Linked DNA regions of Homo sapiens: region 1 is linked to region 2. The links are chromatin contacts, found by Hi-C in ENCODE. All regions are on one chromosome and are shown on one strand. The core of a region is the stretch at or near the end of the contact, and the rest is flanking DNA. Distances in the headings are between cores, read along the strand shown.

The links. Hi-C counts contacts between places; a loop is a spot of excess contacts on that map. Pooled maps may share reads with other maps.
Region 1: a map of heart right ventricle shows a loop between it and region 2 (2.6-fold over the local background). The contact joins the promoter of ZBTB20-AS4 here to the enhancer-like site in region 2. A Hi-C loop is called at or near these places in 13 of 168 maps with a recorded cell type or tissue (A673, Calu3, HCT116 and 5 more) and 17 of 50 pooled maps.

The regions. Positions count from the first base shown.
Region 1 is chr3:115,098,919-115,101,773 of GRCh38, reverse strand. ZBTB20-AS4 (ZBTB20 antisense RNA 4) reads right to left here and starts at 1,351. Exons shown (of 2, transcript NR_046877.1): 1 at 1,183-1,351. The region is part of intron 1 of ZBTB20 (zinc finger and BTB domain containing 20); the gene reads left to right. RefSeq lists an enhancer at 1,131-1,260.
Region 2 is chr3:114,364,090-114,366,925 of GRCh38, reverse strand. The region is part of intron 10 of ZBTB20 (zinc finger and BTB domain containing 20); the gene reads left to right. ZBTB20-AS1 (ZBTB20 antisense RNA 1) reads right to left here. Exons shown (of 9, transcript NR_038993.1): 5 at 45-230. Among named protein-coding and RNA genes, the nearest start is that of ZBTB20-AS1, 14 kb to the right of the region's middle. Within about 2 kb of position 1,450, at least 2 of the 41 ENCODE cell types and tissues checked have a DNase peak (open chromatin) inside an H3K27ac peak, as active enhancers do.

The sequences.
Region 1 (2,855 bases), core at 102-2,601, 730 kb before region 2:
TTCATATACTTAGGATTATTGTTGCCCAAACGCAGGGTTTGAATAAGTCAAATGCACTTATATTTTTTATTTGTGTGTAAATATTTTTTAGAAAATTTTACCTCTATTATAATGTTCTTAAGTCCCATCTAAATGACACATAGCCAAACTGTATAGAAATATATTAAGGAAGGTGGGTGTCTAGATAGATAATAGTGCTAGAAGGAGATATGACTCGTCAAGCAGAGTCTAGTTTTTAAAAATTCGGGGACGAGGAGAGTGGCTTAAAACTATTTCTGTTTTCTGATGTTTGTAATTCTATAGCTGCAAATATATCACTTACAGGAGAAAGGGCACCTAGGAGTGGGGAAAGTGGGTGGGAAGCATGTGATGGGGTGAGGAGTATAATAACATCATAATTTTGGAACTAGAATATAGAAAAAATCTGGTTAGAAGTATCAGACAAAGAAAAACTGTTTTTTTTCTCTTTTAAGGCAAGTTTATTTAGAAGCATTGATTATTTTTATTTTTCCCTCCTAATAAAAGATTAAGGGTAACTGCTGTAGTTTCAGTCCCATATTCTATGAAATATCATCCTGATTGTGATGGTAGCTTCTTATGGGATTTATTTCTGTTGTTGTACCACTATGTACTATACGCATTGCACCTGTTCACACAGAGTACATTGCATTGTGATGTTTGTACAGCTAGATGCTTTAAATGAGAAGCCAATCTCCCTTCTTCTAGGTTCCTAGCCTATTAGTTACTTAATTAAGCTTAATTCTGTTTTGGTCTGTAATTTTGTAAGTCTGCAATTTTGTATATGGTCTCGATTTATTAACTGAGCAATGATTTCTTCTTTGCAGTTATCAGTTTTGTCTGAGATCAGTTTTCCTATTGTATGGAGTCTGTTTCTTACAGAGCCTCCTTTAAGACTGCTCTGACTTTAAAATCATTACTAGGCTTTTGTCAGAGCTGATTTGTTCACATTCTTCTCACATTAAAAATAAATTTAAAAGATTGCACAAATAAGCTATGCATTTCACTATTTCCTGCTTATATGCAAAAAATGTATTTATGATAATTACATGTACTGCCAGAACTGAAACAATACATTCCTCATAATGGAGCATAAATAAAGAAGGTGGAGCCAGCTGCTCTTAAACTGTTTATTTGCAAGCAATAATGATATAGAGAATATACCTTTTTCACTCTGTTAGTCTGGCAATACTGAACCTGTTGCTGCATTAGACGAGTTGCATTTTGCTGGATAGGGGAAGGAGAGCTGTCTGCTGTCTGGTAGGAGGGCTTTGTCTGTGCCTTTCTCTCTGTTTCTTTCTGTTTTTCTTTCTCTCTCTCTCTCTCTCCTCTTCTCTCTCTCTTACTCGCTTGCTCTGTCTCTGTCTCTCTCTCCCTCTCTTCCCCCCTCCCTCCTCTCTCTTGCTCTCTCTCTCTCTTCCCGTCTCTGTGGTTTGTAAGGTAGGTTGCAGTGTGTGTATATACACAACATCAAGAGCAGGAAAATGGACTCATTAGGGAGGCAGGCAGTCATTACCACTCACACTGTACTTCCAGGGAGACACCGATTATAAGAAGAGAAACTCAGCGCTGGGGAAGAAGGTAGGGCAGACAACTTTCTTAAAAAAAAAAAAATCCTGCTTCCTCAATGCCCCCTCTGTCATCTCCTTTAGCCCCCAATGCCTTTATTCTTTCCTGCTTGAATTTTAATTTCCAGATTTAAGTTTGACAGAGCTAGTGCTAGCTTAAAATTTAGAACATCTGTAGGAGGCCTACCCTTTACTAATTTTCTTCCTACTTACTTAGGGGTGTGCCCTTGTGATTCAGTTTTGTTACTTTAAAAATAATTACAAACAAATCTATTTTTCTCACTAAAGTACCAAATAAATCAGAATCTTTCACTCTTTTAAAACAGACCCTTCCGTATGTTTGTCTCTTTGCTTTTCTTGTCTGTTTATGCAATTCCATCTGTCTGTCTATATATCATGTTGTCCTTATTTATTGCTAACTCGGTTTTGTTAGTTATTTGCCAATGAGTTTTAGCTGCAGTGCCAGTGTGGGTATTACTAAAGTGAGACTCTTGTTCTTTGTTTTATGTTGAAGTTTAAAGTCCATATTTACAGTTTAAATCCTTGAAGCAGGTTGAATACTTTTTGCCAGCATGTTTATTTAATGCCATTGGACATAAGGTGAGGGGTAGTTGCTGAGGGTGGGTAAGAATGGAGTAATTATTTTTGTCATCACACACATAGAAACATTGCATCTGGGGGATGTATTTTTAAACAAATAAGGTATTCTGTTTTCTAACTTTTATTTTGCAGATGGGCTTTTACATTTATAGGAATATCACTTTGGTTAGTAAGAATGCGAACTTTCTTAACAAGCAGTTTTTATCCTAGGACAGTTTCCTTTTAGTATGTTACTGTTTATTTATGCTTGGGGAGGGTGGAGTGAGGGGCTGGCCATCTTTTTACAAAGTGGAAGCTATGAAGTGTATCAGGCCATCTTGCACAACAACTGTAAGTATTCATTTAACATTTTGGGGAGCATAAATAATATAATTTTTATTTCAAATTCAGTTTTGTGGTGCTTTCTTTTCCTTTATTTCTTTTTTTCTTTTTTATAGTGGGAAAAGTTACATTTCAAACTAGCAGACATTGTTGAAGAGTTTTCCCAGAATAGTGTTCTTCAAAATTGAAAGGATTATTTTAATAAGGGCCATTTGAAATGGACTTCTTAATGGAATTTTATTTCAGATTTGTCAAAGTAAAACTGCTCTTCATTTGATAAAATTTAAGTCACATAGATACACAAATGTTTCGGCATATACAGAGCAATGTTAGAAAATGGATGCTGAT
Region 2 (2,836 bases), core at 201-2,700:
TTCACTTCCGAGGAGGATTGCTTGTAATCACCCTGCTTACTTACCTTCTTCTATTCTGAAGCAGTCTGCAGTAGTTGGGAAAAGTGTAATCTTAAGAAATTCAGTAACAGTCACTGGCTCATTGTACCTGGTAAGTTTTCCCCGTGCCGTGGTGCCCACGGTTTTTGGTAATGCATGGAGATAATTTCGGACGTCTGCTTCTCTTAACTCCTGAGCACTTTTGCTTCTCACTGTAGAATTCCAGAGACACATGGGTATGGAACTTGATCTAAAAGCCTCCTAGTAATAGTTGCAGATTAGATTGAAAGCCAAACTAGACTGTACACAAGTCTGTATAAATCCCAAAATAGAGCTTTAAAATAATAACTTACTGAGTCATGATTTCTGCATCTCATATGCAGTATTCCTTAAATCACATGTTGATGGCTAATCAACAAAATCCAAAGACGCAAATTAGATGGTACAATATTTACAGAGAAAATATATGTGTAGTTTGAAAAGCAAGGATTCTCAGGGTTACAGTCCCACCCCCATTCCCCCCAGAAATGATAGCAGTTGCAATCTGAACTCTCCACATTGTAACCAAGAAAGGAATGAATATAACAATGGAAAGAGAGAGATTTAAGATAGAACTTCTTAGTTAAAGGAGTCTGGACCTTCAAGAAATATGTTTAAGAAAGATTCAGAAGAAATACTAGGTAAGATGAATTATTCCTTTTTCTCAAGTAAAATTCTAGCAGCGTACTTGTTAAATGTTTATTTTGGCCAGGTGACAGAATTCAGGAGGGCGGAATCTTGTTTACCTTGTCCACTGCTGAATCCCTAGCACCCAGCAAAGTGCTTACACAAATTAGGAGTAGGTGCTCAGCAAATGTTTGTTGAATGAATAAATGAATGTTGTGGGGAGAATGAAGCTAAAATAATGATGTAGTGCATTTGTAAGCATTATGCCCATTTGTGAAAATATAGGTACTAATTTTTTACCCGATTATTTTTTTCATTCAGCAGACCTACAAAACAAAGTGTATCACAAATACCCTCTGCTTTTCATGCTGGGGAAACAGAAAAGCTTTCTTTTGAATGTAAGCTGCTACATGTTTTAATTCTAATAGCAATATGGCAGGTCAACTTTGTAGTATAATCTGGTGCCTGTTTTTGATAGATACCATGGAAATAGATACTTATTTTCAAGATGCTCAAACAGATGATTAGGCAAAAGCTCTAGCAAACCTTGAAACAACAAAAAGGAAAGGTTTTCCCACTCCCACCTCCCGTTACTGTAACATCCTGCACAGTTTTCTGCAACCCCACATCCTCCTCCTTGTTTCATCTTTTTCCTGGGTCTAATCTTTGTCTAGGGAATACAGCATGTGACTGTCAGTCTAGCAAGGAGATAGTTCTTGAGAAATCCACCCCCTACACACTGTGTTCCCAAGCTCCTCTTACAGGAATGGCATGATTTGATCAGCAGCAGGCAGAGCTGGCCCAGGGAAACAAGAGCTTGGCATAGAAATCTTAGTGCCCTCCTGCTGGAAGGGCCCTCAAGAGAGATGCTTCATGCCCACCCTCCCTCAACTGGCTGGACAGTAGATGGATGTGTAGGAAAACAAATTCCTGGCTGAATGAATAGAGGATTAAATGAATGAGAGATGAGTTCACTCCTCCAGAAGTCCCCGCCATCCCACTTGAATAGAAAGGCTAACTTTGAAGCCACTCTGTTCTCCATGGCACTATTTTATGTATACTCAGCTTTGGAATATGGTTGCCATCTGCTGCCAGTGCTTAGGACTAAGGAAGTATTGGGGTGGGTAGGAGGAGGCTGGGAGGGAAGAAAAGAGACACTTAAAATGAGCTAATGATCTCCTTTGTGTTAGAGCCTAGGTTTCAGAACATCAATCCTGTACTTCAAGAACAAAACACCAGTGTGTCTTAGACCACACCAGGCGCCGGCACATCAGATAAAGCCTGTGCTGTGTGGTGTTTAGCCACCGAGCCTAGAGAAGTTCTAAAAGTGAAATTACAGGTGCAAACTGAGGAAACTAAAAGGAGAAAAGGCCAAGGGTAAAATACAATCAGGAGGGCTCTGCCGATATGTATCTTTGGGGCTACAGTAGTTGAAAAATGAATCTACTAATTAATCAGTTGGATAATACTATAAAAGCAAGGAATTTAAGGATCTTTAGAAGAAATGAGACACTTTTCCATACACTCTGAGCATATTGTGAGCCTTTAGTATAATCTCAGGGTGAAAGTGACCTGGCTATTGTGTATTGCTGTAGACGTAACTGTTGATTAAGTGTTAGAGATTGCTGTACTAGAGGCATGCATGGTGGTCCTTTAAAAACAGAAAAGGCTGTTAAGCTCAGCTAGTAAGACAATCGAACATATCTGAACGGCAGAGAATAGCTCATAGAGCTTCCTAGCTTCCCTGATGTTGTTTGCATAAATTGTTGGGGGATGTTTGTTTGTTTGTTTGAGACAGAGTCTCACTCTGTTGCCTAGGCTGGAGTGCAGTGGCATGATCTCAGCTCACTGCAACCTCCGCCTCCAGGGTTCAAATTATTCTCCTGCCTTAGCCTCCTGAGTAGCTCGAATTATAGGCATGCGCCACCATGCCCAGCTAATTTTGTATTTTTAGAAGAGACGAGGTTTCACCATGTTGGCTAGGCTGGTCTCAAACTCCTAAACTCAAGTGATCCACCTACCTCAGCCTCCCAAAGTGCTGGGATTGCAGGTGTGAGCCAACATGCCTGGTCAAATTGTTGGTTTTGACACAAAATCATATTGATAATTTATGTACTGAAATAACATGCCAGAGAATAGTAATTAAGCTGGG